Regions from separate parts of the Mus musculus genome. Here region 2 is linked to region 1. Evidence: chromatin loops called from intact Hi-C (ENCODE). Cell type or tissue: heart. All regions are shown on one strand. Links, peaks and the distances in the headings refer to the core of each region. The heading gives the core; the rest is flanking DNA.

The links. Hi-C counts contacts between places; a loop is a spot of excess contacts. Peaks named below come from ENCODE experiments on the same cell type or tissue, not always from the same donor. Only the 100,000 strongest peaks of a DNase experiment are listed, where the experiment ranks them.
Region 2: it touches region 1 in a loop (5-fold over the local background); 11 of 42 quality-filtered maps call a loop at or near these places.

What each region holds. Positions count from the first base shown.
Region 1 is chr19:40,508,084-40,523,351 of GRCm38, forward strand. It overlaps Sorbs1 (sorbin and SH3 domain containing 1), which reads right to left and starts at 5,653. Exons shown (of 29, transcript NM_178362.1): 1 at 5,288-5,653. In heart, for the core only: a CTCF peak has its summit at 5,722; DNase peaks (open chromatin) are centred at 4,068, 4,978, 5,748 and 6,378; H3K4me3 peaks cover 3,516 bases; H3K27ac peaks cover 3,670 bases.
Region 2 is chr19:40,429,966-40,445,233 of GRCm38, forward strand. All of the region lies in intron 2 of Sorbs1 (sorbin and SH3 domain containing 1), which reads right to left. Among named protein-coding and RNA genes, the nearest start is that of Sorbs1, 76 kb to the right of the region's middle. In heart, for the core only: a CTCF peak has its summit at 5,297; DNase peaks (open chromatin) are centred at 4,786, 5,306, 7,036, 7,926 and 1 weaker place; H3K4me3 peaks cover 502 bases; H3K27ac peaks cover 4,872 bases.

The DNA of each region.
Region 1 (15,268 bases), core at 2,463-10,462:
TGAAGACAGGAAGGCAGCTTGGAGTAGAGAATGCAGGCAGTCTCTGAGTAATGGCATCAATAAGCAATCAGGCTCTTCTCACCACAAGCACCAGCCTGCCAACACCGTGACTTTAGCTCTATGAGACCCTTCTCAGATTCCTAAAAGGAGCTAACAGAAGCAAGCCCGGGGGCCTGAACATCTCTGAGTTTATGAGCTTTGTTCCTGCAGCAATAGAAACTCCTCAGGACTGATTCAAGGGAATGGGTTACCAGGAGGACACTGCCTTCTTTAGAAGTCTCTCATTGTTCTGGTAGTTCTCTCCCCGCCCCCACCACAACCGTGTGTGTGTGTGTGTGTGTGTGTGTGTGTGTGTGTGTGTGTGGGTGTGTGTGTGTGGGTGTGTGGGTGTGGGTGTGGGTGTGTGTGTGTGTGTGTGTGTGTGTATGTGTGTGTGTGTGTGTGTGTGTGTGTGTGTGTGTGTGTGTGTGTGGGTGTGTGTGTGTGTGTGTGTGTGTGTGTGTGTGTGGGTGTGTGGGTGTGGGTGTGTGTGTGTGTGTGTGTGTGTGTGTGTGTGGGTGTGTGTGTGTGTGTGTGTGTGTGTGTGTGGGTGTGTGTGTGTGTGTGTGTGTGTGTGTGTGTGGGTGTGTGTGTGTGTGTGTGTGTGTGTGTGTGTGTGTGTGTGTGTGTGTGTGTGTGTGTGTGTGTGTGTGTGTGTGTGTGTGTGTGTGTGTGTGTGTGTGTGTGTGTGTGTGTGTGTGTGTGTGTGTGTGTGTGTGTGTGTGTGTGTGTGTGTGTGTGTGTGTGTGTGTGTGTGTGTGTGTGTGTGTGTAACAGGTATAGAATCCTCTCTCTTTCCAGAACTCCCAATATGGTGGAAGAAGACTAGAAGAAAACAAGGAAGTCAACAAGACTAACAGAAACAGGTGAGCAGAGGAAGGAAGACACCTCGAGGGAGTCTGAAAGTAGGAGGCACTGCAAAGAGGCAAAGGCCCCAACCTTTCTGTGGGAGGGGCCTGCCTCTGAGGACCTGGGAAAGCCAGTAAGTAAGGCTGAAGGGTAGCGTTTGAATCAGCCTGCTGTCAGAAAAGCACTACACAGAGAAACCCTGGTTCTGCCTAAAGTGGGCACAGGATAGGCCTGAGTTCAACCCAACATTCATTGGAAAAGTGGTAAGTATCTCTTTTCTAAAGGGTTGTGTGTCCAGCTACAGATAGTTGGGTTAGTCTAGCCTAGGAAACACAACCATCACACTAAATTCTCCCTGGATGGCAGTAGCCTGCCTGCTTCCCACCAGACTCACTGACAAGACCCATATCTACCACTAGCCCTTGGACAGTTTAAGCCTTCTTATGAAACACATTAACAATGCTTCTTCCATTGAAGGAAGAAACAGGATACACTTCTTGGGACAGGGCGTCCCTGGTGGCTCACAATATAAGGGTGGAAACGTGTTCTGCTGTTATAGCTGGTTTTGTTTTTAAAACAATAACCACATGACAGAGACTTTAGAAAAAAAGGGTTTTTTTTGTTGTTTTATTTTTTTCTAGAAAGAGTCAGTACTGACCTCAGACAAAAAGGGGGAGGGGAAAATCAATGGAAGGCCACACAGAAATAAAAAGCAGTTTAATTGGGTTTGCTTTTTGTTTTGCGTGTAAAATACATATATAGTCAAAGACATAAACTGCTTTTAAATTAAGAACAGAGAACATGAAATTTTAATGAGGCAATAATACACTAAAACACACTACAAAGATATATTACTAAGAGGATGAGGGAAGAGAGCAGGGAGAAGAACACAAGAGGAAGGGAGGAAAAAACAAACGGCCACAGGAAAGATAGGCAGGGGAAAAAAAGCCTCGAAGGTAACAAGATACAGGGCCACAGGGCCTCACAACATGCCTGAAGCATGAGGCCTGAAGAAGCCACAGAGACTTCTTCGTACCTGGGAGCTGGCCCGAGGAAGGCAAGCTCCTCACTGTTGGCTGTTGGCTTGGGCCACAGACGTCAAAGAATTATCATCTTTTATCCTTGCCTTTGAATAGTTAATGCTCTGGTTACCCACTGCTCCCCACCCTTTAATTGCTCACTGAAACGTGAGGGTTAGCACTAACGCAGGTCACAGGCCAGAGCCTCCCTACCTCCCAAAGATGATGAGCCACCATTCAGGAGCTCTCCTCTGGAAAGGCAAGACATGAAATGCTCTCTCATAAAATGTATGATGGAAGGTTAGATGGGAAAATTCTACCATTCAGTCCATGGAAAACTTTAAGGTTTGTATCGGAAATGTAAAAACAAAACAAAACAAAAAAATACACAAATATGAACCTGGAATTGCAGCAGAACTGGGCCCAACGTCAGCTCTCCTCAGCACACCTAATGCCCCTGAGTGTTTGAGTTCTCCCGGCTCTGGCAAAAGGTCTTGCTTGGCTCTGAACAAGCAGCTTCAACCTCATTCTACAATCAGAGTCAGCAAGGAAAATCTGTGGCAGGATCAGGGCACTTAACACCTCCACATCACCCACACTCACACACACACTTGCATGCACATGCGCACACACGAGCACACTCATCTCACACACACACACACACACACACTCATCTAAGGGGCTCCGATCCTTACTTCATTCCAAGGACACAGGACTGCTCTACTCCTGGCTCCAAAGGCTGAAGCTATGGAGTCTCCAGTCTCCCCCTTCATCTCTTGTTTCCTCCTCATCTTTCTCCTTCCCATCTTAGGCTCCTCTCACAAAAGGGAGGGCCTTACTCTGGACCACAAGACCCAGATCCTTATCCCCCTCTGCACCTTGCTAGTCGAGATAGACCTCAGACAAATGGCCACAACTCCCCAGCATCACTCCTCAGTGAAGGCCAGGAGGGATCAATCATCGAGGTCCCCCTCCCCATGTTCCCAATATTTAAACGCTCACCTGTGCGATCATAAATAAAACACAGGCGGGGAGGGAATGAATTATAGAAACGCCCTTTCCTCCGCAATCTGTCATCCCATCCTCACCTCCCCCACACACCAACTCGCTCCTACGTCCACGTCTCTCACTCTGGATCATTCTAGCCCTGAATTATTTACATACTCTAAAACCACATGAATCGCACCAATCAAGTAAAAGGTAGTCTGACTCCGACAGAAGCCCCAGCTCTCGAGTGCTTCTTCAGTAGTCTTGCTTAAATACTCAGAATTTAACATCTGACTAGCAAACAGCAAAGAATCTAAAATCGCCGTCACAAAATGTACTTGTGATTTTAAACTAAATGGTGCTTTTGGGAACCCTAGAACGTCACCACTCTAAAGCCTCTTATTTTACCAACAGGAACACAGCATAAGCCACAAGCTCAAGGCCCAGAGAGTGCTGATCAGAGCCAAAGCCAGCCTGCTTCTGGTACAAGCTTACATCAATTTTTTTTTTTTTTTGATCATCTATTCCTCCTTGAAGGCTAGTTAAATCCTAAATTACCAGTGAGTGCCTTCCACATCCACCTCCAGAGAAGGGTCCAGGGAGAGTGGAGTTTCGAAGACAAGGACACTACCAGTGCCACAGGCGAGGCTCTCTTCCCTGGACCCTATCTCTCCACACCCAGCAATCTGCATCCAACTCTATTTTGAAGAAGAAACAGAAGAGCTGAACGGGTCTTTGTTCTGCCAGGAAGAAGCAATTTTCTTTTCTTCTTTGCCATATTTACAACCCCATCCCAATATTCCCAATCTCTTCAAAAAGTTTACAGAAATTCAACTTGCTTTAGCAAAAAAAAAAAAAAAAAAAAAAAAAAGGAGGTAGAGCCAACAAAAGGGGGTTGTCCTACAGAGGTCGACCAGCACTTCATTCAGGTACTAATTGCCTGCAGGGAAGTCACCAGACTGTTACCACGAGTCCTTAGGCTAAGGAATATACCATCTTTGACCCCCTACCCTAAGAACTACTAACCCTTCCTAATCTGCATCAAAGGTGCCCCAGGCAGAGGTGGGCTAACAGACCACCTTTCTCCCCTCAGGCTCAAAAAGACCTCAGGGCTGGGCTGGCCAGGAGTTATTTAAGGCGGCAGCAGGAGGGTGGGGCAAAAAACTGTTGGCAGTATCTTCCTCCTCCACCCCTCCCCCTCACAGCCAACACACCTCACCCTGTAGACATCTCACTCACTCACTCACTCACTGAAGGCTGAAGCTATAAAATCTCCCAATGTGTGTTTTCTGTCATTGGCACGGCTGTCCCCTGCTGCTGTCCACCCCACTTTTAATCCACCCTTCAATCACCACCTCGATATCTTTCCAGCCAAAACACACACTTAAATGTAAAGAGAGGTATTTTAAAAAATCAAAAAAAGCATGTGGTCAGACAAGCTGTCCCTGGCCTTCTCCAAGGAAGAAAAAGGACACACCAGTGTTGGGGACTGGAAGATGGGCGGGGGGGGGGGGGGGGGATCAGTCAGCGGCCTAACATGCCTGGCAGGTTCTATGGTGTCTCTAGATGAACATCCCGCCTACTGACTGAAATCAATTTTAGCAATTTCAGTAGGTCGGCCGTGTGACAACAGGGGCAACCCAGAGCTCAGCGATTCAAACAAAAATCCAAAGGCTCGTCCAGAACATGCTGGGAAAACCCTCGGACAGGATGGAATGAGCCGGCTCAGAGGGATCTTCTGCTTCTATGTAGCAATGCATAATAAATTCTGTCCGCCCGGAAAAAGCACTGATGAATTTCAAAGGCATAGTATGACACGCAGAGGTTCCAGGATACAGAAATCGACAGCACGTCGCCCTTCAAAGAAGCATAATGACTTTAAAGCCTCCTTTCCCTCCTATCTCGAATGTCACCACCGCTTATCAGGGAAAAGACCGTGGAAACCCCGGGAGGGACAGCCTGGGAAATAAGAGAAAGGAGTAGCTTTAGGTCCCTTTGGTGATGGGCTGCCCTGCAAGATGCTGTCATCCAGTCATCCAGGGAAGCATGAAGGGGCCTGGGCGGTGAGCGGAAGCACCGTATACCCAGACACACACCCACCAACACGCTCGGATGCAGGCTGGTCTGGGCCAGCAGCGTAGTGCTTGCCCCCCTCCCGCCGCCCTCGGCTTAGGTGATGGAGTGGAAGGGTGTGCTGATGAATGAATACACCTGAGATGCCTCCATCCTGACACTTGCGCCCTTCTTCCTTTGGCCACTGCAGAAAAGACCCTCAGTAGTTTCACTTTCCAGCGCAAACCCACCAGGGCTCTCCCGTCTCCATCCACCCACACTGCAGCCAGGCTGAAGCGGGCGGACATTCCCTCCTAAGCAGAGGCCATGATCGCACTTACCTTCACCTACCAAAAACGAAAAGGCATAAAGAAACCTGGAATCCCCAAACCTCCCCGCGTCCTAGCAACTTTTCTTGAAGGGACGGGGAGAGGGGACACAGAGCAGCCGGGAGACACGGCTCGGCGAAGGTCCCCCGCGGCCACCCGGGGATGCTCTGGGAGAAGGGGGGCCCCCAGGTCCTTCCAACAGCTGGCCCTTTAAAAGCACCTCCTCCGCGCGCTGAACAAAGGCACCGCTCCGGGGGCCCGCTGCGCCCGCCCGGGAGCTGCCGCCGGAGAGCGCAGCCGCCGCCCGCTTACCTCGCGGGTCCCCGGCAAGGGCTTGCGCGCGTCCAGCCCGGCTCGCGCTCCACGCTACAGTCAGCCCCGCTCTGTTTTTCTGCTACTCCGAGCTGACTTCACCGACACTGGGGCCGGCCAATGGGCGGCGGCGACCAGCCCCTCATTAGCATGGCCTGGAACCGTCCACTCCGGCAGCGCCCAGGGGGCGGGGCCTGGCCGGCCGTGACAGGAAGGGGCGTGTGCGCCAATGGGGAGGCGAGGAAGAGCCCGCCGCCAAGCCTGCGTCCCTGTGAGCGGGGCGCGCGCCCGCGGGTTCCCGCGGATGTCGCGCGCGCACCCGCTAACCCTTTCTACCCTGGGCTGCCCGCGAGTGACTCCAGACGCTGGCCCTGTGGTCTCTATAAGGGTTTGCCCACAGAGAGCTTGAAAAGAACAGTAAGCGTAAAATAACAGTGTGTCCTAGCTATAAACAAATTACTTAACCCTGTGCCCTTTTGCTGATCTGTAAAATGGCACCATAATTCCTCTTGATAAAATGTAGTGAATAAAAGCTTGCCAATGGCACTGTCAGTCTGATTATATTCTACCAGACAGTTGCCTAATGCTCCCTATTTTCTCATTTGATTTTCCCAGCCTTGTGAAAAAGACGTTGTTACTAGTTTCTCGTTTTAGTCTTTATTTATTTATTTATTTATTTATTTATTTATTTATTTATTTATTTTTGGACAGGCGGCTCACGTATTCTAGCGCGGCCTCAAACTCACCGTGCAGCCAAAGATGATCCTTAATCCCACCTTCTGGGATTAGAGGCTGCCCCACATACTCACACCCCAGGCCAACCTCCTGACTCAGCCTCTAGAGCGGATTATTGGCTGCACCACTCTGCAAATTGGGGAGAAAAGAGTTTATTTGGCTTACACTTCCACAACACTGCTCCCCATTGAAGGAAGTCAGGACAGGAACTCAAACAGGGCAGGAGTCAGGAAGCTGATACAGAGGGATACCGCATACTGGCTTGCTCTCCATGGCTTGCTTAGTCTGTTTTCATATAGAATCCAAGACCATGAGCTCAGGATGGCCCATCCACAATGGGTTGGAACCTCCCCCATCAGTCACTAATTTTAAAAATGCCCTACAGGCTTGCCTACAGCCCCATCTTACGGAGGCATTTTCTTAATTGTGGTTCCCTCCCCTCAGATGACCTTAGCCTGTGTCAAGTTGACTTACAACTTTCCAACACAACAGAATAGTCACCTGAGCACAATTAATTCTTTTCTGCTATCTTGGGCAAGAATCTTCAGCCCAACTGTGTTCCTAGTTAGCAGGCTGTGTGGTGGGGTAAGAATAGGACCTAGTGACTGCACAGGCAAGGGGAACCCTGTCTGTAAAGGTTGTTAGATGTCAGGGAACAGTGACAGGTCCTGGCTGAGCACCTGCTGTCCTCAATTCTGTTGTCTGTGTATTTTAATTGAAGACTTCTAGCTGTCTGGGAGCTCGTGCTATAACCAAGGAAACAAGAAGCCTCCAGAGAACCCGGGGTCCCTCAGCACAGGGCTCTGCCTCGCCCAGACCTCATCCTGTTGCTTTGTAAAACACACTTCCCAGGCTCTGCTGTTACCTTATGCTACAGTCTGGACAAACAGCTCTCTGGTCTATAAAATAATAAAGCAGCAAGTATGAATGTGCCTGTATTAACAGTGCACTGTTGCACCAGGGCTGTGAGCTTTATATGCACCGCTACACATCTAACAACAACATAGCTAAAGGCACAGTGATACTAGGAGATTAGCCAAAGAGGTAGGAAATAGAAGGCAGAGAAACTGAGAGTTATCTACCTACCAAATCCAGGCAACAAGGTTTAGAACACACACACACACACACACACACACACACACACACACACACACACACAATGTCAGAACAACTCAATGTTCCGTTTGGGGCTGGAGAGATGACTCAGTGGTTAAGAGCACTGACTCTTCTTCCAGAGGTCCAGGGTTCAATTCCCAGCATCCACATGTTAGCTCACAACCGTCTGTATGTAATGGGATCTGATGCCCTCTTCTGTTGTGTCTGAAGACAACTACACTGTACTTATATACATTAAATATGCACCATTTAACAGAACACTAGGTAGCTATGAAAAATGAGGAAGTATTTTTGGTAATTTTAAAGGGGTGGGGAGCTGTGGAATTGGCTTAATAGTTCAGAGCGCTTATTCTCTTGCTGAGTACCCAGTTCAGTTTCTAGTGCACACACAATAGCTCACAACCATCAGTAAGCCGCCATGGCCCACTGTTGCCATAGCAAAACTCAAAAATGCTTATATTATTGAATGGGAAGGATGACTGAAAACTGATGTGTAAAATCTCATTACAATTTTTCCTCTAGAATTATGTATAAATATTTTTGTTCATCTTTGTTTTTCTGATTTTTTTTTCCCTTTATAAACATCTGTCAAGCCAAGTGGTGGTGGCACATGCCTTTAATCCCAGAGACAGAGGCAAGCAGATCTCTGAGTTCAAGGCCAGCCTGATCTACTGAATGAGTTCCAGGAGAGCCCAGGCTACAGAGTAAAACTCTATCTTGAAAAACAAACAAACAAACAAACAAACAAATAAAAAGTTATCAGATTATCCAGTGAACTTTTTAAAAAAATAATAATTTAAAAACGAAACACCAGACTGTACTCAGGAAAATTTGAATTCTACTCAAGGCCATTCTTAGAAATGAGAAAACTGAAACTCAAGAGACCTAAAAAGAGGTTGAACTCTTGAACTAACCCCTTAGTAGCTTCAGCAAGTGTCCCATTCCTCACTGGAAAGCATAAAATGAGGTGTCTAAGAGAGACGGAGAAATCTGGAAAAGACAGGAAGGTGGCAAGTAGAAGAGACAGAGAGGAAGCAAAACCTTCTACCTCAAAACATTTCTAAGACATCTCTTCCATGAAGACCAGAATGTGGTAGCTTGCTTCTGTGATAACAGCACTTGGAAGGCTGGGGCAAATGTTCAGAGTTGGCTTAGGCTACCCAGTGAGACCCAGTGAGACCCAGTGAGACCCAGTGAGACCCAGTGAGACCCAGTGAGACCCAGTGAGACCCAGTTTCAAAGAGCAACTCCCAAACTGTGGTCTAATAATAGTTCACAATAAAAGCAACCTAAGGGATTATTAGGTTTAATTAGACCGACTCATTCCTATCTCCAGCCATTCACTGATTCATCTGGGAGGGAGGCCTGGTGTTATAGATGTGGCAAGAGTAAGTTCTGTCCTCTCCCTGTTGCCCCAAGGTGAGGCCTAAAGGAGGCAGAGAGCCAGTCAAGTTCACGTAGGCTGTGCTGGTTAGTTTTATGTCAACTTGACACAAGGTAGTGTCATCAGAGAGAAGGAAATCTCAATGAAGGCTATGCCTTCATAAGATAGGACTATAGGGCATTTTCTTAATTAGTGACTGATGGGGGAGGGCCCATCCCACTGTGAATCCTTGTGCCATCCTTGGTCTGGTGATTCCTGGGTTCTATAGAAAAGCAGGTTGAGCAAGCTATGATGAACAAGCCAGTAAGCAGCACCCCTCCATTTGTTTCTGCATCAGCTCCTGCCTCCAGATTCCTACCCTGTTGGAGTTCTTGCCCTGACATCCTTCAATGATGAACTATGACGTGGAAGTATAAACCGTATAAACCCTTTCCTCCCCAAGTTGCTTTTGGTCATGGTGTTTCATCACAGCAACAGAAACCTTGACTAGGACGTGGGCCAAGGCCACACTACAGGCAAGCAGCCTACACTGAGAAATACCCCACACTTGCTTTAATGGTGTGATTGCCTCTCTTGGAGTTCTTTTATTTTCATACAAAAGGTCCTGAATTTTTATTTTGAACTAGACCCTTGGGTTAGGGTTATATCTCAATGGTAGAACACCTGCCTAGCATGTGTTAGGCCCTAGGTTTGATCGAAGAACTGGGCCCTATAAATAATGTAACTGGTCTTAAGGAGAGGAGACCCCAGGGCCTAAGGGGTAAAACTTAGGTCATTCATTCTCAACCTTCCAAATGCTACAACCCTTTAATAGAGTTCCTCATGTCGGTAGTGACCCCCAAATATAAATTATTATTTCATTGGTACTTCATAACTGTAATTTTGCTACCGCTATGAATCATAATGTAAACATCTGATATGTAGAATATGAGACAGCCAGAGGGGTCACGACCCATAGGTCAAGAACCACTGGCCTTGATTATAGATGAGGGCTCTCTATATCACAACTGTGTCTCTCCTATAGCTCACTTTCATTCCCAGCTCCCCAGGGACATGGGGAGGCCCCCGCATCCCAGACCCACAACACTTCACCTCTATCTTTCATGTGGAATGACGCATATTTGACATGACGTAGTGTATTTCTCTGTAGTTTTATTCCTCCGCCCCTCTTTATGTAGATTGTAAATGCCACAAACTCTCAGCCTGGGCCTGCTCATCTCAATAGGCCTTACTACTGTTCCTCTCACACTGAAAACAACAAAAAAAAAAAAAATCTACTTAAGTTTAATTTACTCTCATTAGTAACTCCTCATTTTCTCTTCATGTGCCTCAGATTGTTCCCAGCAGTGTCTCTACTACTGGAAACAGAAGTAAACTATGAAGCAGGAGAGTCCTGCATACAAACCGGAGTCAGCACCAAGCTCTCGAGTCACCCACAGGCCATCTCTCTCCCTGAGGAATCAAGAGAGGAAGAAACAAGGCTGCACAGACAACCTGAGTCACTAGCCTTCCTTCTGTCTATCCCTGGGGTTGCACAGCTTTAGTGACAGATCTCTAGATGACAGTGGCAAACTTTAGAAACAGCAAAATTTCCTTAATGAACAGACTCTCATCTAGGCATGGCAGTACAGGGGAGGGCAAAATTTATGCCTAAAATGTATAGAACTGATATAAACATTGGACGCACATACCATACTATAGCTCAGTGCCTGGGTTCCATTCCCAGAACCACAGAAAGACAAAAAAAAAAAAAAAAAAGAAAGAAAGAAAGAAAGAAAGAAAGAAAGAAAGAAAGAAAGAAAGGAAGGAAGGAAGAAAGAGAAGGAAAGAAAAGAAAAGAAAAGAAAAGAAAAGAAAAGAAAAGAAAAGAAAGATAAAAAAAGAAAAGAAAAAAGACTTGATGGAATGGAATGTCACTTCCAAGAATTCCACATTCTTTGAAAGCCTGTGACTATGAAAATAGTCACTGCCTTAGGGAAACTTGATGGAATGAGTGGGGAGTGGAGATTGGTCAGGACATGTCTCAGGAGCCAGGTCAAAAACAACAAGAGCAATGAGGATGTATACATGACTACTCAGAATAAATATAAATCATTAACACCAAGATTCCAGTTACCAGCCCCGTGTTAATCACCCACAAACATGTATTCAGATGTGTTTTATACTGTCCCTTGGGTGAAGGCTTGCATTCACAAGGGAACCCCAAGTACTATATTGTGTTTGACCAAGGGTGCAAGGTTTGACTTGGACATTTTCACATGTTCTTAGAGAGTCAAAATAATTATGATTTTAAAAAATGGGCCTTTGGTAGAAATCAGGCTGTAAAGCTGTCAGCCACCGTGTTGGCACAGTGTGTAACCAGTGTGTGTCCCTAGAGAAGGGCTCACACCCTTGGCTGGGAACTCAGCAGATAAAAAGACAAGGTGGCCTGCTGAAGGCATTGCTAAGAGATGTATCTTTTCTGGTTGGGACAGGAGAGTTGAGAGTCGTCAGTTAGAAAATGCTGAGCCTCAGAAGACTTTCTTCTGTGGAATAATCTAACTAATTGACTGTTTACTTGAGAAACCCACGTTTAGGGTGGGTACCCACAGCTGACAACTCTCCAAGAAGCCTTCCGATTGAGGCTGGGGAGAGGGGGGAGGGGACGCAGGAGGAGGAATGTGAGGAGGTTGACACAGAGAAAGAGAAAAAGGACAGAGAATGCAGAGAGCCAGAGAGACCATGTCGGATGGTCTGGCAGGGAAAATACAGCAACTTCAGGAACGGGGCAACTAACCTTACGAAACAAATGTAAATTTAATAAGGGTTTTTAAAACCAACAGCAGTGATGTTAAAGAGAGTAACTGGCTTTCCGGAAGCTGCAGGAGACTTATCAGAGGTAATTGGAAGAGTTCACTGAGGGACTCATTGCAGAAGACCAAATTAAGTCACAAGGATGCCTCGGGATGGGAATTTCTGCTTCGTGAGCATTTATCAAAAGAAGTACCGAGTGGAAAGAACAGAGAGAGACGGCTGAGGTACTCACAAGGTTTCAGGACCTTCATTACCTCAGCACATCTGCCCTGCCCCAAACATGGCTGCCTTGTCCCCATTCAGTAAAACTTAATACCTTTATTACCTCAACCCATTGCCCGGCATAGCAGTGTAGTCCCCAGGCCATACCTCTTAGGGAATCTTACTGCCTGCTTCCCTGACTAGCTGACCCCAGAGGCACTCAGTGAGAGGAAGTATGGGAAAGTTGCCTATTCCCAGGGGCATTTGGCAGTGAAAGCAAGGTTTGCCTGGCCTGCCTGGCTCTGCAGGTGAGAAAAAAAATTAACCAGACTGGGAATGTAAACTCAGAGATAGAGTGCTTGCCTAGCATACCTATAAGGCCCTAAGTTCAATTCCCAACATCAAAAGGAAGGAAGGGAGGAAGGAAGGAAGGAAGGAAGGAAGGAAGGAAGGAAGGAAGGAAGGAAGGAAGAACGGACGGACCCAGGAATAATGACCAGTGAAAGAGCAAGAACAGGTGGACTCTATAAAAGAGAACAAGTTTTTTCCAGCTGCCTACAGCACAGAGAAAGAGTGCTGCCAATAAGCTCTCATAGAGGAACGCAAGAGCCCCAGCAGAGCCAGAGGCAGCCCCTTTGCTTGGATTCAGTACGACCCTAGATAAGACTGTGGGGTGGATGTTGGATCAGTGAGTCTTCCCAGAAGTTGCTACATCTAGACTTCTGACAACCAAAGGTCATAAAGGCCGGGCACATCGCCACACAAGCAAGGCTGGGGTTGTGGAAAGAGAACTCTCTGCTATCCAAGTTATAAACATTATATGGTTTGCTGTACTGGCTGCTGTACTTGACATAAGCTTGAGTTATCACAGAGAAAGGAGCCTCCCTTGAGGAAATGCCTCCGTGAGATCCAGCTATAAGGCATTTTCTCAATTAGTGATCAAGTGGGGTGGGAGGGCCTAGCCCATTGTGGGTGGTTCCATCCCTGGGCTGGTAGTCTTGGGTTCTATAAGAAAGCAAGCTGAGCAAGCCAGGGGAAGCAAGCCAGTAAGTAACATCCTTCCATGGCCATCATTTCCTTCTTCCTGACTTCCTTTGGTGATGAACAGCAGTGTGGAAGTGTAAGCCGAATAAACCCTTTCCTCCCCACCTTGCTTCTTGATCATGTTTTATGCAGGAATAGAAACCCTGACTAAGACAGCTGCCTACAGTTCTCCATGTCCTCACTCAGAGCTGGAGAACCAGAAAATGGGGATGAAGCCCATTCCACCCACCCCTGCTATGCTTTGTCTCCTGGGAGAGATTGATAGATTCATAGTCAGTTGTAAAACTGTGGTAAATATTATGGTCAACAAGCCAATTTGTAAGGTTGTATGACCACCTAACACAGCTATCTAACTCCAGAACATTTTCATCATTGTAAAAAGCATATCCTATTCCTATTCCTGCCAGCAGGTACCTCACACATGCCTTCACCTCTCCATCCCTGGCAGTCACTGCTATATCTTCTATGTATGTAGATTTGCCTGCTCTGAACATCTCAAATGAAAGGAATCATATAACAGGTGGCTCTTTTGCCTGGCTCCACCCATTTATAAGGCTCACCTTTGTAGCATGTGTCAGTACTTTGCTCCTTTCCAATAATGGAATAATATTGGATAATATTATTAATAATATTCCATGATATAGATATGTTACATTTCTTATCTACTCACAACTCCATGGACATCTGTGTTGTTTCTACTGAGTGGCTGTTATAAACAATACTGCTATGAACGAACGAACGAACGAACCTTATCGAACAACGTTTTGAATGAACGTGTGTTTTCAGTTCTCCTGAGCACATAAATGGGTCATACACTATGTTTTACTTCTTAGGGAACTGACAAGTTGTTCCCAAAGCAGCTGTGCCACTTGCCATTCACACACACACACACACACACACACACACACACACATTCACACACACACACACACACACACACACACACACTCACACATACACACACACACATTCACACACACACATGCACACGCACACACACATACACACACACACATTCACACACACACACGCACATACACACACACACACATTCACACACACACACACGCACATACACACACACACATTCACACACACACACGCACATACACACACACACACATTCACACACACACACACACATGCACATACACACACACACACACTCACACACACACACACACACACACACGCACATACACCATGGAGGCCTGTAATCTACATCCTCACAAACACATGATATTATGTATAGCTGTTATGATAGCTGTGCTGATGAGTCGGAAGTGGTATCTCATCATGGCTATGGCAAACAATATTGAGTCCTGTGTCCTTTTTAGCCCTTTGTATGTCTTCTACTTTGTAGAAATATCTATTCAAACATTCTGTCTTACTAGATTGGATTGTCATTTTCATCATGGATTTGTATGAGTGGCAGAGAAGAGCACCGTTTAGCATGGGCTGGGGTGGGTAGGGAGCATTAGCAGAGGATATTTACAATAGAAGCCTTCCTAGAGGAGCTAATGTCTAGGGTGACCTGGAAGAGGTAGGTGCAGCATTCTTTTATTTAACAACTTCTTACCAATTTTCATCCTCTCCAACGCTGCTGGCACAAATTGATTGAGTCCTTACTCTTGAGGAGAGGAGCAGCTATTTGGGACTATCTATTGCTCCTGTAGAGCCCCAGATGGCCCTGCCCTGAATCTTCTCCGTTAATGTAGGTCTTGGATCCCACATGTGCCTTCCATTTGATAACCACACTGGGAGTTAACCTACTGACCCCACGGGTCAATTTGAGTGTCTGTTTATGGCCTGCCTTGGAGCCAGGCCTATGGCACTCAGGTCCTTGCTGGGTTCCAGTTCCTGTAAGACACCCTATCTAGGATGAGATTGGGTGCTTTCTAATACTTCACACACTTCCCAGAGCCAAAATCTCACTCTAGTCAGACCTCCTGAGGACCTAGCGGGTTCCAAATACACAGAATATTTTACACACCAGATACACGACAGAAGAAAGTCTTGTTTGGAATAGCTGCTCCAATATATTAAGACTTTTAAGTAGGCTATAGAATAGCATATATCATGTCATATTTAAATGTTTTAATCATGTATGTATGGGGGGAGGGAGATATGTGCACATGAATGCCGGTGCCTGCAGAGGCTAGAGGTATTGGAAGCCCTGGAACTGGAGCTACAGGTCGTGAGTCACTTGATGGGCTAGGAATCCAACACAGGGAGCAGTATAAGTAAGCTCTTTCAACTGCTGAGCATCTCTCTGCCCCTCCTTTATTTCTTAAAAACAATTATGTGTAGAGGTAAATTCGACAGATGTAATTTAATAGAGATGACTTAATTTTTTTCTTTTTGCTTACCAGTAGTTTCTACATTTTTCATAATAATATCTTGCTAGC
Region 2 (15,268 bases), core at 3,209-11,208, 77 kb before region 1:
CTTGAAATACCATCTTCACTCTTCTCCTCTAGCACGTCATACAAAAATAACAGGAAACGGAAGAGGATGAACATGGGATCCGAGGAAATCTAAGAGACACATATAACCCACAGGCACCATACTGTGTCAAAGCTTCTACGTCAGAGGTCAGTTCAGGAACATGCAGAGGTTAAGTTCACCTTAGGATACATGTGTTCCCACGTCTATCAATATGCCCAGCACTGGCCCAGCACAGACTAGTAGGGCTTTGTTTCTTTATTTCTATTGTTCATTTACTCTCTGACAATTTCATACCTGTAAACCATGCCTCTTCATCATATATATCCTAACTCCTCCCCCGCCTTTCTCCTTCAAATATGCCCCCCCTCTCTAATTCATGCCTTCACCTGTTTTGGTTTGGGGTGTTTTAGTTGAGATTTTTTTTTCCCCATAAGTGTAATTGATGCTGCCTATTGGAATGACTGGTTCTGTTGGCTTGATCTTACACAGGTAAGCATACCTATTTACAAGTAGAAAGGCTAAGTCATGTCAAGAAGACACATTTCACAGCACTGTCCCTGAGCCCCACTTGGCATATTCTTCCTACCTCTTCTTTATTGATGTTCCTGAGTCTTGGGGGTCAGAGGGGGCAGGCAAGGTTAATAGAGACGCACCAATTAGGGCTGAGCACTCAATAGAGACTAGTGTTTTTAATTATCATATCTTCACATGGAGATAAATATCCTTGTATCAATGGGGAAACTGAGGTACAAAAAGATTAACTGGCTAAAACCATGCAGTGCAATAGTAACAGGAGAAAGCACTCATGTCCCTGAGTTCTCAAGTTCTGCTCATAGCAGCAAAACAGTTCAGTAGATGGACACCATTATTCACACAATACCATGCTTAGCTTCACAGGTAAAAGAGTGAAACAATTGCTCTCTGATCACACAGCCACTTTTTAAAACAACTGGTTTTCAGAGACTAAGCAATTCAATTTGTAAAGTGAGAAGACCTCCAAGATCATGGATTAAAAGAAAACAAATATCAAGGTAAAGAATATGGTGGAGGGTGTACACAGAGGTCCTTCTGGGTTAATGCAAAAGACATCTCCAGGAGAGAATGCAGGCAAGTGGTGCCCCAGACTGCCTCTGAAGAGAGCTGGCCAAGGCAGGAAGGGCAGAAGATTCACTCTTATTGCAGATATTTTCCTAATTTTTAAGTTTTATACACGATCACATACGGTCTATTTACTTAGAGAAAACTAAATCAGGAGTAAAATTAATTCACAGTGAGGTAGAAGCAATGAAAGTAATCTGTGATAACAATCCTCTGGAGAGATTGTTCACAGATGAGTGCTCTTGCTGTTCTTACAGAGGCCCCAAGTTCAGGGACTCAAAACCACCTACAGCTCCAGTTGCAAGGGATCGATCGGATGACCTTTTCAGACTTCTGAGGGCCTGCACAAATACAGTGCACATGCGTGCACTCAAACCCCACACATGCACATGAAATAATAACCAATTGCTTTTTTAAAAAGCATGCTATAATATGTCATTTAAACTTTCCATGAAGGAGTAGACAACTTCCTGCTATTTTTCATAGAAGGATTCTGAACGTTTTGAACTAGAAAAAAAAATGCACTTGCTTTTTTCAAACATGACACCGTTTCATTAAGATATCATCAGTAGAGCTAAGAACATTGCCTAGTGTACAGAAGACCTGTACAAGGTCCTAGGCTAGATCCCCAGCACACAACAAACCAACCAATCAACCAACCAACAAACAAATAAATAAATAGATGAGAAACCCTGGTACATAATAGGTAGATAAATGAATGAATGAATGAACGAACAGGTAAATGTATGTATATATATATATATATGTGTGTTTGTATGTATATATGTTTGTATGTATATGGTAGACAGCTAGCAAGAAAAAGACATTTCCTGTATTTGTGCACAGAGGAGGCACTAGAAAAATTAAAATGAAGACAGCAGTTAATGAACCAATACAACCACCAAGCAGCTAAACTAGAAAAGTGTGTGTCACCTCCGTAACACCAAAGAAACAGAGTCTCTCATGTCCTCCAAGACTCGCATGGCATCCTGCCTTGTCAACTTCAAACAGGGGTATTATTTTTAAGCTACTATAATTAGTTACCATTTGTCTATGAATCAGCCTTTATGAGGCAATAGCATCTAAGCCCATCAGATGAAACACGAGGCCACATCATGTCTGTTTATTATTTTGAAAAGGGAGGGTGCCAAGTTTCCTGCAACACCCAAGTCAAACACTGAAATTCAGAGGACAGAATGTCCCGCTGTCCACATTTGAAGATAGGACTATATTTTCATCTAATGCATCAGGTTCAGCTGGCAACAGGAAGGAACTGAATTCCAGAGGCCCAAAATAGGGTGTGAGTACTAAAGCACCTCTCGCCACTCATTGAGGGTAGTGTTTGTCTTTTAATACATTATGTTACAGCATTTTAAAGTGTTCATTTCATCAGCAAACATGAAAAAATGCCTGAGTGACAGGGAGTCAGCAAATGTGTTGAAGCTGGGGTTGTTGTTCTGTTTTGTTTTGCTTTGCTTTATTCCCCAATACAATGATTTCCTATGTTTCTCAGCACTTCATTCGCAAGCATGACTTCATATTAGCCTTTTCCGGAAGGTTGTAATACCTTCAACAGGTCTCGCAATACAATAGACTTTTTTGGTCTTCAAAGCCAAATCCAGCCAGAGAGGAAGCACTAAGACCAAAAAAGACCAAAGTGTGATAGCTACCTTGGTGTGCCCCCGAGATCCCATTAGAGGACATGAGCTCAAAGTCACAGCTGATAGGGACATCAGATAGCAACAACACCAGAGATACCAGCACAGGTATATGAGACAGGACAGCGGCCGTCGAGAAGAGGGGACTGGCTTTTTACTGAACACATTTATGGTATGAAAGACTTTTTAATACACGCACAGCCATCTGCCTGCATAAATGGCTACAGATGTGCCTGCAGCCACTTTTAAAGCAAGTATATGAGTTCTGATCCCAGCTCTGACAATTCCTTCCAGAAAGTGTTTTAATACATTAGAACATTGGCTACCTCCACTATACATAAACAACAAGGAACAGGGACTAAGAGAGCTGGAGTAATACTTGCCCAGGGTCAAAGCTCTCAAAAATCTGAAAATCAAAATTATAGGTGTGTGTGTGTGTTTTTAATGATTATTAAATGTTTTCTCATACAGTGCTTTATAATTTTTACTTTTAACAATCCTCTGGTAAGGGCACTATTGTTTACTCCTTTTTACTCCTTTAGACAGCCCCAGAGAGGTTTAGCAACTTTCCTGGGCTCCAGAGCAATGGAATGTGAACTTCAGCAGCCTAGCTCCAGGCACACTCTACTGTACACTACACAGTGCAAGCCTACTGTCATCGTCATCATATTATGATTACCCTTACATCAATCCCAATTTCACAAACGAGAAAAAGGAGGCTCAGAGGTCGGTCACAAGCCAAGATCACAAAGCTGGCAAGTGGCCAGGACGTGCAACCCAATCCACATGACTACAAACAAGGTCTCCCAACCAGTGAACAGACTTCAGTCCACGGACATCTCCATGTCAGACCTGATGCTCTGAAAATGCTTCTTCTTTGTTAAAGATAAAGGTAGCGGCAGCTTCCTTTAGGAGCTGAAAGATTTTTCACTTCACTTCTAGACCAGATCAACCCTTCCCACACTCCCTGGGGCCCAGTCCAAACCAGCCGCAAACAGCAGGTGCCCAGTCATGGCTGATGCCAACAAAGATGACGATGACAGAAATACTTTAAATGCTGGGCTATGACTTCCAAAGGGAATTAGACAAGTCTGTTATTTTCCTTTTTTTTGGGGGGGGGGGGGGGAGGGGCAGTTGTACATGGCAGAATGCTAGCAATTTCTAAAGCACTGTGAGCAAGTAGGTCCTAACTCAACAGGTGGGACGACGTTTCTCTTCTTTACTCTTTCCTACCAACCTTTCAATTCACAGGTTCCACTCAGACTTCCCTATGTTGTCACCTGCCACCCTAGAAGACAACTATTAGGTTTGATACTCTAGACTCACACACACTCGCGCGCGCGCACACACACACACACACACACACACACACACACACACACACACACACACACACAGAGTGGTCCTAGCACAGCGCCTTGCAGATGAAAGGCTCACAATATGTCTTCCTTGATTAGAATGATGGACCAGGCTGGCTTTCAAAGCGCTCCCTTCCACTGTGCAAGTGTTGCCAGGCAGCAGTCCTGTGCTGCTGAAACAAGGATGTGAGAATCATTTTAATTAGCACTCTCATTGTTTGTATGCAAATGCACACCCCTAACGTGGGCTCTTTAAAAAGCTTTCCTTAAATCAAACATCCCTCACTGTGATTTGCCTCTTTAAATCCTCTTCCACAGACAGTAAAGAGATCAACCTCAATAGAGCCAGGAGTCTTAATGATCCCAGGTCTGTAACAATAGACTTGAACTTCTTTGCTCTATGAGGTCAGCTCAGGGTTTCTCCTTGGACTTAGTCATCCCAAAACAAAATGGGTCCCAAGCTGCAGAACAGGGGACCACGCCTGGATTGCAGGCTGAGGGTCTTCAGGGTCACCACTGATTTTCCCACCTCCCTCTCCCTTCCCCACACACTCTGCTTTCTACTCAGGCTACTGAGTTCTCTCCACCAGCCCATCCCTAGTTGGTTCTTTCCTTTGGCTTCTGACCTGGTGGTGGGGGTGCCTCAGCCCAGGGAGAGGCTCACAAGCTCCAGGAACATTCAAGCACAGTGGAGTTGTTAGTAGACCAGCCCAGCCCAGCCAGCCCAGCCCCGTCCTGGGTGGGAGTCCTAAGGGACAAATCATCTGGGGATTAAGGGTGTGCTGGGAAGTTCTGGGTGGTCAACAGGGATGAATCCTGTAGGGAGTCATTACCTCTGCCCTGCAAGGTTGTAGCAGGCAGCCAGAAAGCCAGCCACAGAACTGGAGGGAAGAGGAAAAAAGATGCTGAGTTCTTGGAAGGGAAGTAGGGAAATCCAAGTTGAGAAAAACCCTTTGGTTCAGAGAGGGTTGGGAGGCAGAGAGCTACAGAGTCTGGAAAGTTCTTTAAAAGGCTCCGAAGCCCTCCTAGCACTGGAATGTTCTATTAGTGTCTGGGCCACAATAAAGGGAGCGGGGTAGAAGCTGAACAAAGCACTTGAGAAAAAGATAAGGCCTTGGATGAGTTAAAACAGTGGGGTATGAATAACCTTCAGGAGTGTGAGACTGCGTGGGCCCTAGAGGACAGCTTTGGGTGTTGCACTTGTTTTGTTTTCATTAAAGGCAGCGTCTCGCTCACTTGGCACTCAACAAGTAGATGAGGCTGGCTGGCCATCCAGCTCTGACTGAATGAGCCACTCTGCCTGACTTCATGTGGTTTCCAGAGATGGAACTCGGGTTCTTACAAGAGAACTCGGGTTGTCCACTGTACCGGCTGAGCTATCTCCCTAGCCCCGTCTGCAATTTTAAAGTTGTTCTCTTGTCAAAAAGAGAGGCAAAGAGGTAAAGAAGCTGCTGAAGTGGCCACTGTAATACGACAAGAAAAACTTGCCATGTGATGCTGCCCCATCCAACCACAAGGAGGATCTTTTTGGGAGGAAAAACCCATGAAAGCAACTGAGGCAGAAGACAGACAGGTATGAGACAGGCCAGCCTCAGCTGCTTTAGGAATGGCAGGTTTCCAGGTCCATCAGATCCTTGGCAAAAAAAAAAAAAAGTGACATAACTGCCATTGATGAATCAGTGATCCTTCAAAAATCTCCAGGATGGAGAATGGGTTGAAAGAAGGTTCTAGAAGCATACCAAGAAATCTCACATCAGCATCCATAAAAGTTCAAACCTAGACAATTAAATAAATGAATATCTAAGAAAAGCAAATACTGACTGCCACGAAAGGACATATGTTCACAATGAATAAGTACGGAGCTAATCAGCTGCCTTTCAAGATTAGATATATTAGATGGATGTGGGGGTCACTGGATCTCTAATGAAGCTCTGTATTTCCCTGTGAAGATGATAAAAAGAATTATCATGTCAGCATGATGTCAGCATGATGTCAGCAATCCAGCAGACTTACACAAAGACTAAGTCACCACCCACTAAATGTAACCAATCTGTGGCAGGCATCTGAATCTAGCCCTGTCCTGGACATTTTGATAAATAACATAGCTAAAGATGACCAAAGGAGGGAGGGATCACTACCCCTCTAGACCCTGTTACGACTGGTTTCTAAAAGGTCTTCAGATTTTTAAATGAATTATACCTAATATAGTAGAATCAGAGATGAAAGAACATAAAGTCTACATGTAGCAGATGGACGTTGGAGGCAGGAGCATTTCATGGACTGCTGACTTAGTAGAAGGAATGGCACACTGAGACCCTTTCATGACCCTCAGAGAGAGTCACTTCAGCACACAGTTCTAAGGATGGTCTTGCCCTCTCCCACAGCCTCCTCCAACAGTCTATCTGTAACCACAGTTCCCTATTACAACATGAAAAAGTTAACTCATGGCTGCAGGAAGACTGGAGCCCGAAGCCTGGGTACAGCTGCCACGGACTGCAGCTCTTCAGGTCACAGCCTAGGAACTTTCCATGAGCTACAGCCTCTCAGAACCAATGCTGACTGACCTGTCTCAAGATTTCAGATTGTCATTCTTGAGACTAGCCTGTGTTGGGGGCTCCTGTGGACAGGCGAGGGAACGTCAGAAACTCTTTAAGGTTGGTGACACATTGCTCACTCAGTGACCTATGACTGACAAGTTATGATCCCTGATTGGAAACGCCTGGCTGAACTTCTTACTTAGCTCATCAGTCAGACGGGCATCTTTGGACTTATTTTTTCCAAGGAAGGGGACGTCCCGGGAGGAAATAAGCAGATGCCAAGCAGAGAATATAGCAAATCAAAAATCCTTCCTGACACAGGCCAAACTCTTGGCTGATGCACTTCTAGCTCAGTGCCTGGAACTCCGACCAACCCTGGGAGGATCAGACGCTCCCATGTGGCTGGAAGCCAACAAGGCCCAAAGCGACTTCAGAAATCCCTGAGACCAAAAGCACTGGATTTCTTCCAAGACACGGGATTTCTAAATCCTGTGAGCTTAAAGGTCACTGTACATAGTGTAGTTCTTACTTTAAAAAAAAAAAAAAAAGAGGCAAAAAGGAAAGGCATACAGAAATGCCTAGGGAAACAATGTTGCAGAGTTCCAAAAGAAGGGAAAGGCGGCCAGGCACCATGGTGGCTCATGGCTACAATCACAGCTCTCAGGAGGCTGAAGCAGGAGGACTGAGTCCCAGGCCAGCCTTGGCTACACAGTATCTCTCAACAAACAAAACAAAACGAAACAAAAAGCAAAAGAAGCAAAAGAGCCTTTTAAAACCTCTGTTCTCCAGTGACTTTTCAACAACAACAACAACAACAAAGGCAGTTTTAGCCATCTACTATTTGGTTAGTTACCAAAGGAGCCTAAGGTTCAAACCAGTCATGACGCTCACTGCCAATGGTCAACTCTGAACTGACCCTCAGAACTTGTGATCAGTGGGAATGGGGAGCAGAAAAAATATCCAAGCAGGCATTTCTAGACAGCCCAGTTCCAAGGTTGGGTCTTGAAACACACAGATTCACTTTTCTCACTGACACCAAAGCATCCTGCTGCCTCCCCACTTAAGGCTTCCCTTATCCTGTGGGCTGTCAGATGAAACATCCACTGTGTGCCGTTCTCGACACATGCTAAGAGTGAGAACAGCCAGGACAGGTGAAAGCAAAGGCACTGAATATCTGACACCACAGCTCCGAATGTGCAAGCCCTCTATTTACTTAGCAACAGTTGCTAAGATTCAGCCTGTCCAAAGATAAACCAGGACAAAGCGGAAAGGGAAAGGGAAGCGGGAAAGGGAAGCGGTGAGGTAAGGACTGCCGTAAACCTGGCACCGTGCAGGGGAAAAGCTCTTAGTGTTGTCAGGACACTGTTCCCCTCCCCAGGAAAGAAATCCGATGCCACAACACTCTGGGCAGTTGCTGCAGCCAGGCACTAAGAAGAGACAGAAAGCCACCATCTTCACACACAAACACATTTGCAAACCATCATGGCACATGGCACTGGGAACAGCAGGAGGGGGAATCTGAGTCCTTGCTTTGCCTGGAACAAACCCTGAGATGTAGGTCTCTGCAAACTATACAATGAACGAGCTATGGGACCGGAAAGATGGCTCAGTGGTTAAGAGCTTGTTCTGTTCTTGCAGAGGATCCTATTTTCATTCCCACCAGCCATGTCCAGCTCCAAGGAATCCAACTTTCTTCTGCCCTCCGAAGAGACTTGTGCCCATGTGCACATTCTCACACACAGATGCACACAGATGCACATAAATAATGGAGCAAATGAGTTAGAGTTGCTAATATGGTTTCCTTGCAGCTTTAACATTCAGTTCTCTACCAATACCACAGTGAAGTCCACAACCACCCAGAGGGCACATACCAAGCACCATGTGCCACACTCTGCTAGGTACAGGACAGTCTTACGCTCAAGGAAACTTCCAACCCACAAATACGAAAGGCCAGAGCAAGCATGGACAATGCACACGTGGCGTACACAGGGTGAAGGGATGTAGCAAAAAACAGAGCAAGAAGCAACCGTCAACACCTTGCCTGGAACGAAGCCTAAGCCAAGACTTGAGGTAGGAGTTAAGTAGTGGAAAGGAAGGGAGAAAAAGGGTTAGTTAAGTTCATCTGGTGAGTGTCAAGCTAAAGAAAGGCAAAAAGGAACAGCAAGTCCAAGAGAACCCAATAATGGCCGACACGACATGCCCGAGAGGAGACCTGAAAGATAAAGGACTTATCTACCATGCTGGGAAGAGAATCTCACAGCATTACTGAGCCTTTGCCTCTCCTGCTGCTCACCTCAACAACTCCCTAGACAATCACCTCTCAGAGTCAGAAACCGTTCACACACCAGATCTACTTATACCAACAGCACAGCAAAAACCTAACTCCGACGCCCCAGACCTGGACTTTCAAAAGTTCCCAAGCCTCAGCTGACTTCCTGAACAGCCGCAGCACCTGCGAGCATGGCGGCTCCCAGAGGCCTGCTTTCAGTTCTTAAGCAGCTCATGGTGCCTGGCCCACATCAGCTGTCCCAACTAGTTTCCATCTTCCTCAAAGCCACAACCACATCCCGCCTACTGCTTTCCCACTCCGAAGATGGTCTCAGCTCCCTCTGTTCGAGGGAATGACTGTCCAGCAAGCATCGCATAGCAATAGCCCAGGTTTCTTCCTAGATGGCCTAGACAAAGCCACAGGACTCTCTATAAGGACTGAAAGAAGAAGAAGAAAAAAAAAAAAGTAGATGTGATTAAAAAAAAAAAAAAAAAACAGGGCTGGAGAGATGGCCCAGTGGTTAAGATGGCCCAGTGGTTAAGAACACTGACTGCTCTTCCAGAGGTCCTGAGTTCAAATCCCAGCAACCACATGGTAGCTCACAACCATTTGTAATGAGATTTGATGCCCTCTTCTTGTGTGTCTGAAGACAGCTACAGTGTGCTTATATACATAAAGTAAATAAATAAATCTTTAAAAAAAGAAAACAGAAATAAGATTTGGTGGATCTTGCCTAGACAGAAGGGTCAGGAATCAAAGGGCATCTTTGGCCTCACAACATGGTAGCAACCAGCCTAAGATACAAAGGACTCTGACTCAAAAAATAAAAACAAAACAAAACAAACAAATTAAAACAGAAACTTAAGTCAACAAATGCTGCCACACACACACACATATTTAACTAAGCTCTGAGACTAGAAGACTAGTGTGCATACACTAACGTCAAATAGTACTTCTTGTTGATCTGCAAATGTTGGTTCAATAAACTTGTCAATAAATCAACACTTTTGGTGTCAAGAGAACATCTACAGAGTTCAAACACTCACAGGGTCATTGGGTAGTGACTCAAGAACGTAGCCTAGAATTCTACCAAGCAGATGCTTTCTAAAACACAATGCCTTGGCAAGTCTTGATTTCAGTCCTCTCACTTGCTCCATTTATATAGGTTTCTATAGGGGTGGGTGGATGAATGGCTGGGTGTGTGCCCGAACACACACACTTTTAAGTACTCTTATCCCATGACTGGTAACACAGGCTCACTATACAACACCCTCGGCATCCTGCACTCACTATCTCATGTTGAACATGCTCTCACACCTAAGTTTGCTCTGCTAAAGCCTCTTTACCATTTTTTTATGGTTTTTCTGAACAACACTTTTGTTTTATCTGCCAAGAGATGGTATACAACGGGCTTTGAACCTGTCACAAAGAAAAGAAATAAAAGTATCCTCCTACATTTGAAAACTAGGTGGTCTAAGTCTCATGAGAGCCATGAATATGAGTGAGCAGGTAGCACTGTGTATCTCTCCATAACGTAAGCAAGCTAAAAGCCCTTCTGCCTGGCTCATTCCTGCACCATCGTCTACAGAGTCTCCTCCCAGGGGTGCTGTTAAAAGGCTCTATCGTGAGCTGACGCACGGTAACTCACTACTTAGTTCTTCCTTATGAGTACTACAGGTAGCCATGCAAAATAAATGAGGAATCGGGGTTCTTCCACTATGACTCAGCTCAGTTAAACCTGCAGAGGCTGTCAGAGAGCAGGAGCCCCAGGTTTTCCAGAATTTATGCCCATCCCTAAGTGGGTGCCCCATGTGAACAAATAGAATTTTGGACGACACTAGTTTCACTCTTCTGTCAGAAGGAGAGGATGCAGAAGGGAGGGCTGGTGGTTCCAGAGTAGTCAAGGCCTCATATGTGACCAAGGTGAGGGTTCTAGTCTCTCTATGTCCTGCCCAGTACAAGAGTCTGGTGAGCTCTAACCCCCAAACCAAGAGCTAAACATGGAAAGGGCTGAGATTTCTTTTATCCTGGCTACTATTTCATGCCCAGGGGTTTCTGAAGACTACTAGGGAGAGAAAAGGCACAAAAGAAACAAAAATTCTTGAGCAGACAACTCATAAAATATGAATGGTTGAATGGTCTACATGGCCATTTAAGTTTTAGGCTAGATTTGCTATCTTTTCTTATGGTTGTGAACGTCCTCTTCTGTTATCTACTGGACTCGGGACAGCGTGATTGGCTGCCAAATACCAGACAACTCTGTGTCTTGTTAAAATGCTGGCAGGAGCTGGGACTTAACTCAGTGTTATGTTGTTTGCATAGCATGCATACATGAGGCCCTGGATTTAATCTCAGGCATTCCAACAGATGATGACAGACGGACAGAAAAGGAAATTAACATGCTAGTAGCAGCAACAGTTATTGAACACAGTTAGATAAAAGGGATAAGTTCTGTTCCTTAACAGTAGAATAACTATAGTTGACAATTGACTGAATATTTCAATGCACATAATAAAGATTATGAATGCTCCCAAGGCAAAGAAAGGTAAATACCTGAAAGAACAGAGAAACCAATCACCTGGGTCCTGATTATCACAAGTTACTCTTTACCCCATAGACACAAGGACATCTCAAATAGAAATCAAAACAACATCTTTAAAAAGACGATCATTTATATTATTCAGTCTTATATTTGTATATTATAAAAAGGAGGAGGGGGCAAAAGCCCTTAGACCTGGTCAGTCTTCTCAAGTTCAGAAGTTTATTATATAAAAGAGAAAGCTAAGAATACTTAAGAGCAAACAATATAATTAGAAAATTTGTACAAATGTTTCTGACAGGGTAACTATATGAGCAAATCAAATTATACAGAGTTCAGAATGTTTCAAAACTAACATAATGGCTTTATATTTATAAAGAATACTAAAAAAAATTATTACAATACTTTCTGGTTTTCTTCCATTTGAAGGAAAAAAAAAAAGCATTTAAGTTGTCCAACCACTCCAACTATTTTGCCCCTATTGTTTTAAACCAAGTTCCCCAATTTCAAAAGCCGGGAAAACAAAATGTTCTGTTGACCCTAAAGATCTCTTGATTTTTCATGATAGGATTTGAGACAAACTTGGAGAGTTACAATAGCCAAGCCAGGGAGATCAGAATAGGATGCCCTAAGGAGATCCAAGGACAGCAACAAACAGCCATGCCCATGCAAGAATTCCACCCAGTATTAATAGATGGTCTTGTTTTTCCAAAGCGACTAAAAACCAAATTATGTGAACATTTCTGAGTATTAAATTCTGATCTCCGTTTCTAAAACTTTTAAAATGCTGCTGTTTGTGGACACCTATGAAGGACAACATGGCAACAGTACAGTGTCTAGCTATGGCTTTTGTTGGCTGGTCTTGCATGTACTGTAAAATATATGCATAAAAAAAAGGAGTTTTTCTCTTGGCCGAAGAAGGGTCTGAGGAGAGAGTAAATGAGCCTCAGGGAGGAGAGGGGTACAAGCTTGACTGTGAGAAAATAAGACTAGCCAAGGTGTCTCTGCAACAGCAACTTACATAAGAGTGTTTCCAGCTTTGAGTCCATATTGGGACAGCTCTGGAAACTACAAATTGCACTGAAACGGGGCTGCCTTCAGCACAGCTCTATCTAATCAGAAAAGCAATCTTCAGAGTGGGTGCCTGCCACTCAGAGCCATCCAGAGGTGGCCACATTTAGAACTGAGTGTGACTAAGCATAACTGAGCAGGGAGTGTCACCTCCTGGAAACGTACAAGGGTTCTATATGCAGATCATATACATACATACTCACCTCAAAGCAGTTCCTGACCCCTCTCCGAAAGGTCTAAGAACCAATTGGGATGGTTTTGTCCTATGATGGGCAGTAATCACTGGCTATAATGCCAATCTCCTTGTTCTAGTGACAACTCAAAGCACAACCTAATGTTTATGCCCCCAAACCTGGACCAAAAAAGAAAGTCGGGAAATACTTTATCTATCCTTGCAATAGTCACTAGATGGAAGGGGAGAAAATATCTTGTTTCTACACATGGCCAGCAAATGTGACATAATTTCCTGCTTGTTTAAAAGGTGTAAAAATCAAATGTGTAAATCTCTTGAAAAAACATCAATATCTAAGAATGATGATAATGCTGCACAAACTGAGTTCTGGCCAGAAAGGAGATTTACAAATCACTGGTAACAGAACAAAGTTACAGCCCTAAGAAGTACTTGTAGACAATGAAATTGCAAAAACTGCCCAACAGACGCCAAGTAGTTCCCCTCTCACACGTCTCTATGTCGTCATCAACTTACGCAAACTAAATTGTGAGCCTTTGAGAGAGAGAGAGAGAGAGAGAGAGAGCGAGAGAGAGAGGCAGAGAGGGAGGGAATGATATGCACACCTGTGTACAGATGTGTGCACATAAAGGACACTGTCAAGTGTCATCCCCATCACTCCATCTGGGAGTGGTCTCTCCCTGAACCTGAAGCAGTTTCCACTGATAAGAAAATAAAAAGTAGATAGAAAGGGTGGCGGGGGGAGAGAAGAGAGGATGAGAGAAGATGAGAAGAACAGAGTGTCATCTGCACAATTGTATGCAGGTACATGCACAGGGTACACAGAGGCCAGAGGACAGCATCAGGTACCATCTTCTATCACTCTCTACCTGATTCTTTTGAAATGGGAGCTCTCCTCAATCTGAAACATGTGTTTCTTCAGTTGATCTGGTACCATCAAGCCCCAATGATCCTCTTGTCTCTGGCCTCAACAGTGTAGACACGTGTATAAATGAGACCACACCCAGCTTATTCCATGGGTTCTGGGGTGCCAGCTTATTCCACGGGTTCTGGGATGCCAGCTTATTCCACGGGTTCTGGGATGCCAGCTTAGGTTCTGGTGCTCAGAGAACGAGTGCTTCTAACCATCTCTGAGCCATCTCTCCAGTCCGGACAGATTGTTAAGACAAGAAAGAGTCTGGATTGTATTTTAATCTATCTGAACTCTGAGATTAGAAACGAGAAACTGCAACAGATTCCAGATTTCAGAGAACCTAGAGCCAGTTCCCAGCACCCACGTGGACCTTGCAACACCTGTAACTCCATTTCCACGGGATCCTATGCCCTCTTTTGACCTTCAATAGGCACCAGGCATGCACACAGTGCACAGACATACATGCAAGAAAACCACTCATGCATACAAAATAAGTAAATCTATGAAAAAAAATTAAGATTTCTCTCTAAAGGGTGTGGTGAAATTCACTTGAAATAGTCTGATCTGTGAGCCAAATTATGGCAACTAAACCACACCTAAAATCCTTATTTGCCTAAAGCAGTTAAATAAAGTGTTCATTAAGAATACCCTAATATCTTTTCAGAAATCAGGAACAGAGGAAGGGAAGAAACTGGCCTGGAATGTCATACCTGACACATCCAAAACTCTGAAACTTAAGTTACCAACCCTTGCGATAGATCAATAATAAACTTGAAGAGCTAAAAAAGACAATAAGCACTGTGAACAGGCAGTGACTTCAATCAATATAAACTAATATGAACAGCTACATACAGACCAAGAGATAAAAGAACTTAATGGATAATGAAAATGAAAAGAGATGCTAGTGTGGTCCTGTGTAAACAGAGTAAGTCATGCGAAAGCATGAAGTACCAAGGAGAACACAGTGAGAGAAAGGCCAACTCTCCTCTCCACACCGCTGCCCTTCCCAACAGAACGTTCATCCTGAAATGGTCTGGAAGTCTGATGTCTGAGCCTCCTTTTTGATTCACACACACACACACACCAAAAAAAAAAAAAAAGAAAAAGGAAAAAAAAGCAAACAAGCAAACAAGAAAAACCCCTTGAGGAAGATGTCCTTTATAGTCCATTTTTCAAACTATGATTTTGTTTGTACGTATGATATACACACGGGGGCACATGTGTGGAGGTCTGAGGAGAACTGTAGAGTTGGTTCTCTCCTTCTATCTTTGAGTGGGTTCCAGGGATCAGACTCAGGCTGTCTGGCTTAGATTGCAAGCGCTTCCACCAGCTGGGACATCTTACTGACCAGACTCTGTTGTCTTACATGCTCTGTTACTCTTCATTTCCAGGACCATGAGAACGCCCCGTTCATTTTAATTCCTGGGATCACTTACTATAAAGAAGGAAAGATCCTTTCGTCTTAGCTCCAAACTTTGTCTCTGTAACTCCTTACATGGGTATTATGTTCCCTATTCTAAGGAAGAATGAAGTATCTCCCCATTGGTCTTCCCTCTTCTTAATTTTCTTGTGTTTTGCAAATTGTATCTTGGGTGTTCTATGTTTCTGGGCTAATATCCACTTATCAGTGAGTGC